3 separate regions of the Homo sapiens genome follow, and all the other regions are linked to region 3. A link is a contact called in ENCODE Hi-C or POLR2A ChIA-PET data. All regions are on one chromosome and are shown on one strand. Each heading gives the region's core, a stretch centred on a gene start or an enhancer-like site at or near the end of the contact. The rest is flanking DNA. Distances are from core to core; before and after follow the strand shown.

Region 1 (4,637 bases), core at 1,335-3,834, 61 kb before region 3:
GATCTGATGGCTACAAGTTCAGCCACTTGGCTGAGAAACGAATTCCCTATCTGCTACTCCAAGACCTCATTATGTGCTCACGCTGGCAAATTGGTAACGAAAAGACTTAAAAAGTTTCTGAGAGCAAAGCAGCTCCTTTCTTAGCCTGACTGGCCTACAGAGCAGGGCCCTTGGGAGCAGAGAACTAAATTCAATGCAAATTTCAAACAAGATTACCAGTGGCTTCTCATCCTCCTGGAAGTTTGAGAATGTGTAGACTGTACAAAGCCAACAGACAAAGATGGAAACACCGTAACTGAAGGGAGGAAAAAAGAAAATGGTTTAGGCTAGGCTAAGAAGGTTGGTATTATTTTTCTAAAGAGGCATAAGCTCCTTTGACAAGAATACAAAGGAAATGGATCTTACTTTCAGTTCAGCACTTTACTCAGCAAACTCGTGTAGTATCTTTCTTGTGCTGGAGAAATCAGAATGAAACTCTGTGTCTACTGAGAGAGATGGGTATGGGAGGCAGTTACTTGCTTCTTTGCTGTCACATCCAGTCCTTGGCCATTCTCTGAAATCTGCATTTCCCAGATAGCCTTAGCAACAGGCGTTGGTCTCTGTTTAAGGCCGTGGGGACACTGGCTTGAGATTGGAGGATGGGTATTGGGTAGATGGTGGGAGAATCATCCCCATCTCTCTTTGCTTCAGGTGGTGTTCCAGTGATCCTAGTTCCACTGGACCAGATCTAGCCAGGGAGCCTTGACTGCTGGGCTCTGGTAACAGCTTATGCTTTACCTTTGTTCTTTTAGCCCTGTGACTGCTAGCAGCTTCCTAGTGTAACTAAAATCTGAGATGCCCCCTTACGTCTTCTTTGGTTTATTCACTCTCTCAACATCTTTGTAACTGGCTTATTGCATTAAATTCCTCCTGTTGAACTACCTGGAAAGGGCTTTATTTTATTGACCATAGCCTGACAAATACAGAAAACAAATACATAATTTAATTATAATATGATGCTGCTATAAATAGCGCCTGTACAAGGCCCTCTGGAGACACAGATGGTGGCTGTCTCTCTCTCTCTCACTTGCGGGGACAAAGAAGAATCTCATTGAATGGAAAATTTGAGCTGCAGCTCCAAGAATGAGTAGAAAATCCCAAGGGAATGGGGAGGGAGTATTCCAGGCATTTTCCAGAAGTATGGCAACGTGACAAAATACGAAGTTTTAGAGGAATGGCAAATACTCACCAACCATTGAATAATGGGTCAAACACAAAACAAGCAGACTACTCAGAGCTTAGATATTCAGATTTCAGTTTTTATGCCTGTCGGCATCACTAATGCCACAGAAGCCTCAAATTCCCCTGGACTTGGAGAATGGAAGGGATCACCTGAAAATCGCTGGAAAACTTAGGACTCTGTCCTCCTTCTCTACCAATGCAAAGGGCTATTCGCCTTACTAGCAATCTCTGGGGAAACTTTAAACAATGTATTTGCAAATGATACTTATTTAAAATCTTTAAACTGCAAGACACTATTGTTGGAAATCAGATTGTCATCTTCTGAAAGATTCACTTCTTACTTGCCTCTCTTCTGCAAGAGTGAAGGGTCGGGAAGAGACTTCCGAAGTCACTGATGAACAAAATAAACCAGGGCTTGGAAAGGGCCCAGAGAACATCTGTTTAGTCTTTTTCTTTTGGTAGTGACAAAAATGGTGTCTAAGACTTAATCATCACCCCTTCCTAAAATACACACATATGGGAAGCAATGGTGGTCTTTCTGCTCTGGGGGTGGTTCACAGCTTTCAGTTTGGAGCTGAAGACTGCCACCACACACACCATTCTCATTAAAGCAGAATGACTTGCTTGCCTTCAAGGATGATATTTCCATTTCTATGCTTTAGTGCATCTTTCTGTAGTAGCAGAGAATGGTGTATTTTCAAATATGCTCCCTGTTCATGTATCACTTAATGCTCTCACAAGACCGTGATCAGCTGGCACAAATGGAAAGAGTTCAGTTACTTGCCCAGAAATCTCCAATAGACACTCATCAAGACCAGGGATCGCACCCAGGTCTCTATTTTTGGCAGGCACATTTTCTGCCACTCCATAGCCCTTTTTGGGATAGCCACTTTTGTTGCAAATTCATATCCTGTGAGAGCTCCAGGGCCAACACTCCATTAAAAACACAAGAGCTGTCAGGTTGGCCCTGTGACATTTCTCTCTCTCTCTCTCTCTCTCTCTCTCTCTGTCTCTCTCTCTCATCTACTTTTTGGAGACAATGTTTAAGGAGAGATGTTCAACCCAAGACAATGCCTCCAGGACTTTGCTTTCTCACCACCAACCACCTGACCCCAGAGAGAAATGCCCTTCTGACCCCTACTGGTTATGATGGGGCATACACCAAGTGCAGAGAATTCTTTCCAAGCTGATTTCAGAATATTCTCCAAAACACTCTCCAACAATGATTGGACAAGAAGGTTAAACATAGAGAACGTTGACTCAGTCCTGATTAAACAGGCTGAAAAGACAGAAACAAATAATCACCACGTATGTAGCAATAATGGAGCAACAAAGTAAATATGAAGGCAGAGGCTTGCTATCAATATTTAACTAGAGGATTAATATACAGAGAATGCACTTCCGAGAATACCAAGGTGACCAGGGGGGCAGAAATGACTCAATTATGATACACTGTCACAGTCAGGGAAGAAGAAAGTGTTGTCTGCATTGTTTAACTTAGTGTTATAAACGCACAACTGAGGCAATCACGGTGATTAACATGGAGATGATGATGAGTGATAACGCCAGACTCATTAGCATGAAGCATTTGTTGATAGAAACGGATAGGGAACAAGTTGTAAATTCTGGCCAAGAATTTCTCCCTAAGAGATTCCTGTACATCGCACATCGCAGTCTTGCATATCGAGACTGTTCTAAGGCTTTTTTTTTTTTTTTTGGTCCTTTATTTGCTCAATGAGACCAAATGTCTCAAGAATCACTTCTTTACATCTTGGGGTAAAGTTTCTAACCATAATGTGCCCTGATATTCATTTGTACAAACAAATATGTTTCTTAGTCTATTGCTATTCAACCATTTCTTAGAATGGGGACATTATCAAAGTATTGAATATGCAAATTTTTCCATGAGTAAGTAAATTTGGGGAATTCTGGATTAAAGTGTACTTTAGCATATCAAAATGGCTTTAGTGTGGTGAGATACACTGAGATTCTTCAAGAGGGATGTAGTTGTATATGGCACTTCCCATAAACATTAGTCTATACCATCGTCTCTATAGAAATATCTTAAATAACCAAGATTCCTTAGGAGGCTCTTGAGGAACGGCTTTTCTTTCCTGATTCTTTTCTTCAATCAGTCCAGTCCATTGCTGGGTTTCCTCTACACCATCTTGCCCACACTTCCTTTATGTATGGAGTGAGATGGTCACCAGCTGGTTTTCTGAAAATCTTCATACCAGAGGAGGTGAAAATGCTCTGTAGTATCATCCAGAGACCCTACCCTCGAGTGTGCTAGGAAGGACCATATACTCCTGAGTCTTCTCTGACAGCAATGATCCCCACCAATGTCTTGTTCTCTTTCCTATTAGAACAGCATGCAGACACATTGGCACCAAATACCTAAAAGTCATTGCTCCTCAACAGGAAATGACACATTTTCAGTCCCACTGGGATTGCATCATATTCCGATACTATTTCTTGAAGAGCTAATGCTATGTGAACCTCTAAGATTACGGGACCTTATATGTTCCCATCTCCATTTCCATGATTTAATATTGCAAGATTCCGGCATTTTCCTTCTTGTCCCCTCTGAAATCCTATTCTTCCCTCCACTCTGTGTCTCACTAACAACTCCTCCTGGAGCTGCACAGAAATAGAGACCATTAGTCTTTGAGACAAGGCTGAGTACAAAAAAGAGTTGAAACAAGTGACAGTGAATTTCAGGAGTCAGGTTTCTCTGCAAGGAGCCAGGTTTCATTTCTGCCTTGGCCATTATGTGTTTATTTGGGTGAACTTGGTCAGGTGGTTACCACCTTTGTTTTTTCTCTGTCAAAAAGGGATCATGGCACCCAAGCAGCATATTAAAATGAGCAAAAGCCACAAAAATGTAAGGCCACAAAATGGTGAAAAATGACTGCCACAGACATTCATAATTTTTTAAAATTTTATTTCAAGGTTACTGCATTGATTCTTTCTCTGATAGTGAAAAACCTGGTACGGGTCAATTTTTTTATAATAAACTTCAGGGGATGGTACATATTCAAGTGGAAATGAATGGACGGCATGGCTGCGAGTCAGTTAGTCAAGCTGTATATATTCAGATTGAAATGGGCAACTGTCTAATTGCACTTACGGAGAGAGGGGGCACCAAGGCACCTTTACCTCTTCCTTGCGTCTTGGTAAGTGTTTGCTTGACCTTGGCTTAGGAAGGAGCCTGCCCTGCCGTAGGACAGTAAGAATTAGCTCAAAACGATTCTTCCAAGGAAGAGCCACAGAGAAGAGATCAATGAAGAATATTAAAGATCTGTAATCTTGCTTTGCCTTAAATAAGCCTATGGGTTTGCCTTAGGACAAGACTAAAAAAAAAAAAAAAAGAAGCTGATCCCACTACTGGGTATCTACCCAGAGGAAAAGAAGTC
Region 2 (4,444 bases), core at 1,598-4,097, 36 kb after region 3:
GAAAAAGAAAACAAATGTCATCTGCATACTTATGTGCATATAAATAGAAATGTATGTGTGCTAAGGTTCTTGTGATTAGAGGTACGTGCCTCTTGCCCTCAGTATAAATTATGCTGTACTTGTTGGTTAATTTACAAAACATCTATCTAATGAAAACAACAAGCCAACCACTTCCAAGGAGTTTCAGAAAAGCTGGAAACACATGAAATTATTCATAATTAGGTGATCAGTGGATGATAACAGCACCCACCCTGTACACAGACACAAGAAGCATGTAAATGAGCCTGCTGAGCTCGGAAGGCGAAAAACGGTAATTTTACCTCAAGGTGAACCTGAAGCTAAGCTTTTGTGACTTTCACCTTTCAGAGGGATGGAGCAGCAAAGTCCCTGCATTGTAGGCTTAGAAATAGGAAGCACCCAACCCATCTCAACGTGATTCAGCAGGGAGGTGATGGACATTTCATAAAATAGGCTTGAAAGTATATGAATGGGAATAAATGGTTAAAATCCTGCATACTGTAATATAAACAAGTGGGTGTTAGAGTCTGATAGACCTTGTTTCCAAGCCTGGTCACTAACTGTGACCTTGAGTGTTTACTCGTTTCTCTGAACTTCAGCAATCTCGTTTTTAAAATGGGGATGATTATACCTCCTTCCCAGGATTGCAGTGAGGATCAGATAAAAAATATTCAAGTACTTAGGACAGATCGGGCCACATTCTTTGGACTTGATAAAGGATTAGTGTCGTATGAGTAGGACAATTATCATTTAAGCTCTCCTCCCTCTAGCCAGGTGGGGCCACAGCTTCCTGTTGCCCCTCAGAAGTTAAGTGTGGCTCTGTGATATGCTTTGGCAGTGAAGGTGGGTGGAAGTTATCCAGCAGGGAGACCCAAGAACCATCATGATGAGCTGCAATCTTCCTCCCTCTGTGATATGGTCAGGCTTTGTGTCCCCACCCAAATCTCATCTTGATTTGTAATCCCCAGCATTGAGGGAGGGGCCTGGTGGGAGGTGATTTGATCATGGGGGCGGTTTTCCCCGTGCTCTTCTCATGATAGTGGGTGAGTTCTCATGAGATCTGATGGTTTTATAAGATGGTTTGGAAGTTCCTCCTTCACTCGCCTCTTTCACCTGCCGCCATGTAAGACGTGCCTGCTTCCCCTTCTGCCATGATCTTAACTTTCCTGCTTCCCCTCTGCCATGATTCTAAGTTTCCTCCCCAGTCATGCAGAACTGAGTCAATTAAACCTCTTTCCTTTATAAATTAACCCAGTCTTGGGTAGTTCTTTATAGCGGTGTGAGAACAGACTAATACACTCTGCCTTGGGGCAGGCAACATTTCAGAGGACGCTGTCCCCCAAGTCTGGGTCCTGGCATGAGAAGATACAGAGCAGACCCCAGCTGGCCCAGCCATAGAACATGGCATAAGCAAGAAGAAAACCCTCTAGTTTTTGGGGTTTGAGTTACCTTGCTTCTCCTGATCATGTTTTCTCATTGGCAAAAAGAGATGGATGATTTGAGATTTTTTTTTCTTCTGGGGCAATCTCAGATTGTGTCTAACTCCAAAGAATGATGTAAATCTGTTCTGTTCACAAATGCTTTGTGAGAGGCCATGTAGTCTTAGTGTTTTTACTGACAAGAGAATTGCCTTGCGCAGAAGAATTGCTACAGTTGCAGTTTCAGAGCTCCTGGAAGACCACCATTTCTACCTTAGTGAGAGCTCCCCACATTACCAAGAATGGGACTACATTACTGATACGGGAGTGCTGGGAAGGCAAGAGCGCGGTCCCTTTAAATGGTACAGAAGGGGGAAGGGAAGTGCAGGGTAGAGAAAGGAGAGTCCCTGGCTAGGGCTCCACCCCCACGGACCAAAGTGAAGACAGGTACTCCTGCTTTCCCGCCTAAATGTTGCATTTTCCAAGACCACCATGGCCCACCACGCCCCCATCCTGGGCCTTTAATAACCCGAGACCCTAGCGGGCAGATATACAAGCGGCTGGATATCGTGAGGAACACATTGGGGGAAGAAGGCACAAGTGGCTGATCGTCGAGAGCCCACCGGTAGAAGAGCACACCAACAGGCACAAGCACAACGACGTGGAGTTTGACCGGAGCTGTTGGAGAAGAGTCCAGGAGAAAACCATCTCCCTTCCGGCTCCCCCAGCAATAAAACCTTGCACGCATTCTCCAAGACCACGTGTGATCCGAATCTTCCCGTACACCAAGGCAAGAAACCCTGGGATACAGAAATCCCTCTGTCCTTGTGATAAGGAAGGGGGTCTAATTGAGCTGGTGAACACAAGCCGCCTATAGACGGCAAAGCAAAAGAGCACCTGTAACACGCGCCCACTGGGGCTGCGGCTGTAAACATTCAGCCTTAGACACTGCCGTGGGGTCGAAGCCCCACTGCCTGCCCATCTGTATGCTCCCCTAGAGGTTTCAGCAGCGGGGCACTGAAGAAGCGAGCCACACCCCTATCGCACGCCCTGTGAGGGACACAAGGAGACCTTTCCTGTTTCATTACCATGCAAACATGCTTAGTGCTGCAAAATGTAAGCTTCCCCCGAGAGGCACATCTGTCAATCATACTGAACTGCCTGTTGGTTTGGGGATGTGGGAAAACAAGTTACCAAGAACTATTTTGACACTGGCAAACTCATTTCATTTCTGTCTTAATCTAGAGATGGATTCAGCAATCCCAAGGTAGACGTCTCATCTTTTCTCACTCTCTACATATTTCTCAGTGTTGGAGGTTAGCGTGAGTTCAGTCTCCTGTAATAGGCCATTTCACTTTAAGTGTATGTTAAACTAATATTGACCTTTCCAAAGTAAAACAAAATCTGCTATTTGTGCTCAAAAGACTGAAGCAGCAATAGATGTGGAAAGTAGAGGATTAATCATCTTGTGGTTTTTTTTTTTTTTCTTGCTTAGAAACTCTCTCTGGGAATTAGTCATTTTATATCTAGCAATAAACGTAAGACAGGATCTGACTATTCTCCTGAAAAGGAAGCCTGGATCCTTCAGCAAATAATCTTTTGTATAATTTGCCCACAGTTTAACCCACAGATCCAGCTATGGATGTTTCATTTAACAGTGAGTGAAAAACTCAGGACTGTCAGCATCAGGCCTTTGGGTGGGAATACCCAGATATCAAGGTTGGGCAAGTGGGCATTAGGAGTGGTGCCGGCGATGAGAGGGGGTAGATTAGACGGCTGGAAAATGGGGTCAGCGGTGGGGATGTGGGGCAGACGAGGTGTCTGTGGGGATATGTAAGTGACAGCAGGAAGGGAATGCCAGAACAAAGCGAGGAAAGCAGAGGTAGCATCACTAATGAAGACACAAATATGTACATTTCATGCCTAAACATGGATATCTCGTCAATGGAGAGTGCCTTCAACCAAACCCCCTTCTTGGATGTGTGCTATATAGACCTACATGGAAAAACACACTCCAACCTTTCCTTCCCTTCTCCTACCCTGAACAAACAGAAACCTATTATTGGAAACAATTATTTCATACACGTCTATAAACAGGATTCATATATTTCATCCAGGAAATAAAAACATGTCAAAATAGGAAGCCCATTAACAGACAGTGTGTAGTTGGGAAAAATCAGATCTTGGAGCTGTTATCAAAGTGAGACACTTGTAGTCACATTCTCGGAAGAGTAGTATATAAGTATCTGAGAAGATAAATGCGTTTTCAGGGATGTCATCTTGGGCCTGCTTTTCTCTGATCGTGTAGCGATGGGCTCATTTTGCAGTGATTTATACCTGATGGCCGTGAACCTATCTTCTCTTGCAGTGATTTATACCTGATGGCCGTGAACCTATCTTCTCATTGGAGGCCATTTGGCACAGTACCACTTTCTTTCAACAACCTCTCTAGATGGTCAAAAACTTATTCAATCCTAGATAGGCTTGATCTTATGCTGCATACCTGTATCCACTCTCGGTAGGAATCCTCTCCGGGAGTCCACCCATTCTCAGGGTAGTTCAGGCGGGAGCGCTCTGCAGACCAGTTGGTGCTATACTGGGAAGAAGCTGTGATCTGGTCAGAATGAATTTCTCCTGATTCCATGCCCAGAGCTTCCATACATTTGAAATCTGAAGGGAAAAACAGGGCCCACAGTCATCAAAATATAGGGGATTTAAGATGCATTTTTCTTTTTTAACTTGATACACCAAAGAGTTCTTTCATTCAAAATTCTTTAAAAAGATGGTAGTAAGGGACTTATTGGAATATAGCACTGATACTTGGATTTTCATGGCAATATTTAAAAATATTATGAAGATCATACAGTGATTAATAATTTTCCCAAGTGGACCTAGGTTGACAAAAAGACTATTTGAAATTTACCAGGAAATGATGAAAATTCTGATTTATTTTCACAGTTGAGTGTGTGTGTTTGTAACTATCTGTGACTCTACCTGTCATATGGGTA
Region 3 (4,375 bases), core at 171-2,670:
AATTCAACGCTGGCTTAATGACAAAATGTCCAACACTTCAAGTATTTTCCTTTAGAAACTGTACATCCTAATCAAGAACATGTGCAAGAATGATAACCTATTTTTCTTTGAAGCAACTCAATTCTGCGTTATATAATAAAAATTTAGCCTAAAAATATAACTACCCCTAAGTGAGAGGCAAACATCTAATGCAATTAAACTAAGTCCACATTATCAGCTGAACCTTAAGAATTCATTACTCAGATACTTTCCACATGAGTTCTATGGTCCAGATCATGTCGTTTCTTTACTCAGACATTCAGTGCCTTCTTGTCTAGAAATTACGCACGTCATTTTCAGTCAGGCATGCAGGCCTTCCATGTCATGTCCTTGCAAGGCCTCTCCCCATTCACTCCTTTAACCAGTGCCAATTGGCATGAAGAACTTCCTTACTTCTGGGAGTTTGGGAGCTTTCTTTCTGTTCCCTCCACAAGGAATTCCCTGTCATGTTACCCTTTTCCATTATCTGAACTGCTTAAAATCCTGACCTGTTTTCAAATGCCACATCGTTTACTCAGTTTTTCTGTTCTCTGCAACTGGACACAGTTTTCCATTTCTGGGCCTCTTCACACCATTTTATCTGCATTTCCCTTCTTTCTTTCTTTCTTTTTTTTTTTTTTTGAGAAGGAGTCTCGCTCTGTCTCCCAGGCTGGAGTGCAGTGGGGCGATCTTGGCTCACTGCAAGCTCCACCTCCCGGGTTCACGCCATTCTCCTGCCTCAGCCTCCCGAGTAGCTAGGACTCCAGGCGCCTGCCACCACGCCCGGCTTATTTTTTGTATTTTTAGTAGAGAGGGGTTTCACAGTGTTAGCCAGGATGGTCTCGATCTCCTGACCTCGTGATGCCTGCCTCGGCCTCCCAAAGTGCTGGGATTACAGGTGTGAGCCACGGCGCCTGGCCCCTCTACACCCCGGCCTTTTTTTTAATTTTTATTTTTAGAGACAGGGTCTCACTCTGTCACCCAGGCTGGAGTGGAGTGGTGTGATCATGGCTCACTGCAGCCTTGAACTCTTGGCCTCAAGCAATCCTCCCACCTCAGTCTCCTGAGTAGCTAGGACTACATGTGGATGCTACCATGATTGGCAATTTTTTTTTTTTTGGTCTCGCTATGTTGCCCAGGCTGCTCTCAAACTACTGGGGTCAAGAGATCTTACCATTTTGGCCTCCCAAAGTGCTGGGGTCACAGGCTTGAGCCACCATATCCAGCCCTCAAATGCTGATGAGCACATTTAGTTCTTTGGAATGCTGCTTTCTGCCTCCCCAGATTTTAACTTCTTTGAGGACACGAACTAAGTCATATTTTTCTGTTTTATATGACTCTTCATGCCCTGTTTTATACATAGTATTTGCTCAACAAATATTTGTTGAATGAATCAACTTAATACAATGAAAGGCAGCTGTCATTTTCTCAATTGCCCTTTCCTGTAACTTAACCACAGTATTTGCTCCAGGCTGGGATCTGGAAACCAAGAATATACTCAGTCGGGATTAAAAAAAGATTTACAAAAACAATTTTACTAAGGGACTATGAAACTGTAGTGTTAAAAATAGAGTGCCATTTTTTGGCCACGGTGTTCATACCTGCCTGATTCCAAACAAGCTTTTAGAAAGGCAATGTTTAGCTGGTAATGGGGACCAGATGTTACCATTTGGAGGCAAACATAATTAACTTGAATACTGTAAGGAGAGCAGAACCGTCACCAGATTAATGCCCTTTCTCTAATGCAGACTCGGCTGGGGCACAGTTTCTGTATTCATAGACTTAGTGATGCCCTGTCCCCATTTAGCCAACATATCCATGGTGCAAAGTGAGACTGTTATTCCTTCCATATAGCTGCCTCATTAAAAAAAAAAAAATGAAGAGGCAACTTGATTTACCTTTGACTGAAAACTATGTGACTCACTTTTAACAATAATTTGCAGAAAAATTACATTAACAATTAATTCAAGGTTTGAATGAGATGCTAGCGTTTAACTCTGTCCCTTCATAGCAGGCTGGTACAGGTCAGCCCGGTGCAGGTCAAACCCTTTGGAAATAGTGTTGCCAGATTTAGCAAATAAACAACAAAACAAGAAACAAGATGCCCAGTGAAATTAGAATTCAGAGAAATAATGAATAATTTTTTAGTACACATATGTCTCAAATATTGCATGGGACATACTTATTCTGAAAAATTATGTCTTGTTTGTCTGCGTCAAATTTAACTGGACATTTTGTATTTCACTTGGCAGCCTTGTTTGGAAAGCTTAAGACCACTTCAGGATGGAAGGGAGAAATGAGTTTTGTAATGGAGGATTGAGGTCGTTATTTTCAGTGATATTATTTTACAGTAAATCTCTGTACTCAGCTTTAATGGAAAAACTGAGGTATACTGGTAAATCAAATATCCAGTTAACCAATTTCCAACGAATGAGAAAGTAATAACTGCATTCGATGGGAGACCCTGAATGAGCATAATTTAATCTCTCCTTGATGACTCAGAAAGTACCTCTGGATATTATGGTGTCTGAGATCATCACTGTGAATTCTGATTGACTTAGGAGCACATGAATATGTGTTGAAGCGCTGGGTAACAGACTTCTGGTTAATAACAGAAGATAGCAGAGTTCAGAGTGTGTTAAGCAGCCATTGCCCAACGTGATTTCCATCTCTGCCAAAATGATGAAGCCTACTTTGTCAAAATAATGAAAATGCCCTTCATCAATCACCTATAAAGCAGAATGGTTTGTTCCAATCTTATTTTCTTTATATCTCTATATGGTGACAAACTCTGAATTTTCCAGGATTACTATATTTCTTTTTTCTTTCTTTTTTTTTTTTTTGAGATGGAATCTTGCTCTGTTGCCCAGGCTGGAGTGCAGTGGCCAGTGGCACAATCTCGGCTCACTGCAAGCTCTGCCTCCTGGGTTCACGCCATTCTCCTGCCTCAGCCTTCTGAGTAGCTGGGACTACAAGTGCATGCCACCACACCTGGGTAATTTTTTGTATTTTTAGTAGAGATGGGGTTTCACTGTGTTAGCCAGGATGGTCTCAATCTCCTGACCTCGTGATCCACCTGCCTCGGCCTCCCAAAGTGCTGGGATTACAGGAGTGAGCCACTGCGCCCAGTCCAGGATTACTATATTTCTAAAAAATAATTTCTGAATCAAAAAATTAGGGTAAAACTTGGGGCTTTAGTGGCTTTGGAAGCCAAGTGATGTGTTCAAGCAGTAACCTTTCATTAGGTAGGCTTAAACAAAATCCAGATTGAATTGTGACTACTCAGCAGGGTGAAAATTTGAGGTCCAGCCGCTTGTTTCTCAGAAGGCGTGCATAAAACTGCACTTCCTTCATTCAAAAGTAACCACCAAGCATTTGTTATGTTCCAGGCATACAGGACACAACAGAAAATGAGGCAAACAGGTCCCCTGCTCTCCTGGACCATCTAGTCCAGCAGGAATACTGTAGTCCTCCTTTCATTAATCTCTACTCAAGGGGACCTTTGATTTTCATTTCAAGAAAATGAAAATTATCTGCTTCTGATAATCAAGAAGAAAAACTTGAAATTACTGTCTTATTAGAGGCTCTGCTTGCTGGGGCATATGCTAGGTTCAATATATTGAGTGCCATGTACTATTTTAGTCTAACGGGTACCATTTAGTGAGCACTTAGTTTAAGCCAGGGGTGTTCCAAATTTCCTCTCATTGACTCCTCATTATAGTTGCATTAAGGTGATCCTCACAGACCAGAAAACGGAGATCAGAGTGAGTCTCAATGTCTTATCCATGGTCCGTCATGCATACACTAAGTGGACAGTCCACAGTCAAGCCTGGATATGTCTGCCTGCCTTCTGTCCATGTGACTATCGTAACGTGTTAGCCTCTCCAAAAACCTGCTTCTGGCAATTATTTGGAGACTAGAGACATTTTACTAGAGAGAAAATATTTAAAAGTATAGTGGAGACCATGATTAAGAGACTAGCACTAGGAACTGAAAGGAAGCACCTTATTTGAAAAATAGCTACTTAATTATGTATGAAAATATTAGGATATGCTATTTTAGACATCTAAGTTTACATAACTAGATCATTTAACTATTTTTAAAAATTGAACAAATTATTTACCTTCTTTGCTCACATTCCTAGCATCACCTCTCAGGGAAATCCTTGTGAAAATTAAAAAGGACAGTTTAGGTATAAAAAAAATTGTATTCAACTAAAAGGATGTGACATAAATCTCTAAGAGCCTGGAAATTCAGAATTTTGACTAACATGTTTGGAGTCTTTATGAAGTTTACCTCATTTTTTTTAAATACAATGACATGAGATAAGGTTGAAGAAATGGGCCAGAAATTTCCA

What was found. Hi-C counts contacts between places; a loop is a spot of excess contacts on that map. ChIA-PET counts read pairs that join two places held with the same protein, here RNA polymerase II (POLR2A). Pooled maps may share reads with other maps.
Region 1: a map of PC-3 shows a loop between it and region 3 (7-fold over the local background). The contact joins two enhancer-like sites. A Hi-C loop is called at or near these places in 1 of 168 maps with a recorded cell type or tissue (PC-3) and 4 of 50 pooled maps. POLR2A ChIA-PET finds 5 or more read pairs at or near these places in 1 of 52 experiments (PC-3).
Region 2: a map of PC-3 shows a loop between it and region 3 (6-fold over the local background). The contact joins two enhancer-like sites. A Hi-C loop is called at or near these places in 12 of 168 maps with a recorded cell type or tissue (CD4-positive, alpha-beta memory T cell, CD8-positive, alpha-beta T cell, Caco-2 and 8 more) and 12 of 50 pooled maps. POLR2A ChIA-PET finds 5 or more read pairs at or near these places in 9 of 52 experiments (AG04449, BJ, CD4-positive, alpha-beta T cell and 6 more).

The regions. Positions count from the first base shown.
Region 1 is chr10:33,153,652-33,158,288 of GRCh38, forward strand. No RefSeq gene overlaps it. Among named protein-coding and RNA genes, the nearest start is that of IATPR, 39 kb to the left of the region's middle. Within about 2 kb of position 2,585, at least 6 of the 41 ENCODE cell types and tissues checked have a DNase peak (open chromatin) inside an H3K27ac peak, as active enhancers do; they include PC-3, where a contact is called at or near this core.
Region 2 is chr10:33,250,089-33,254,532 of GRCh38, forward strand. It overlaps NRP1 (neuropilin 1), which reads right to left. Exons shown (of 17, transcript NM_003873.7): 6 at 3,940-4,106. Among named protein-coding and RNA genes, the nearest start is that of NRP1, 82 kb to the right of the region's middle. Within about 2 kb of position 2,848, at least 5 of the 41 ENCODE cell types and tissues checked have a DNase peak (open chromatin) inside an H3K27ac peak, as active enhancers do; they include PC-3, PC-9 and endothelial cell of umbilical vein, where a contact is called at or near this core.
Region 3 is chr10:33,215,496-33,219,870 of GRCh38, forward strand. The region is part of intron 8 of NRP1 (neuropilin 1); the gene reads right to left. Among named protein-coding and RNA genes, the nearest start is that of IATPR, 100 kb to the left of the region's middle. Within about 2 kb of position 1,421, at least 6 of the 41 ENCODE cell types and tissues checked have a DNase peak (open chromatin) inside an H3K27ac peak, as active enhancers do; they include PC-3, PC-9 and endothelial cell of umbilical vein, where a contact is called at or near this core.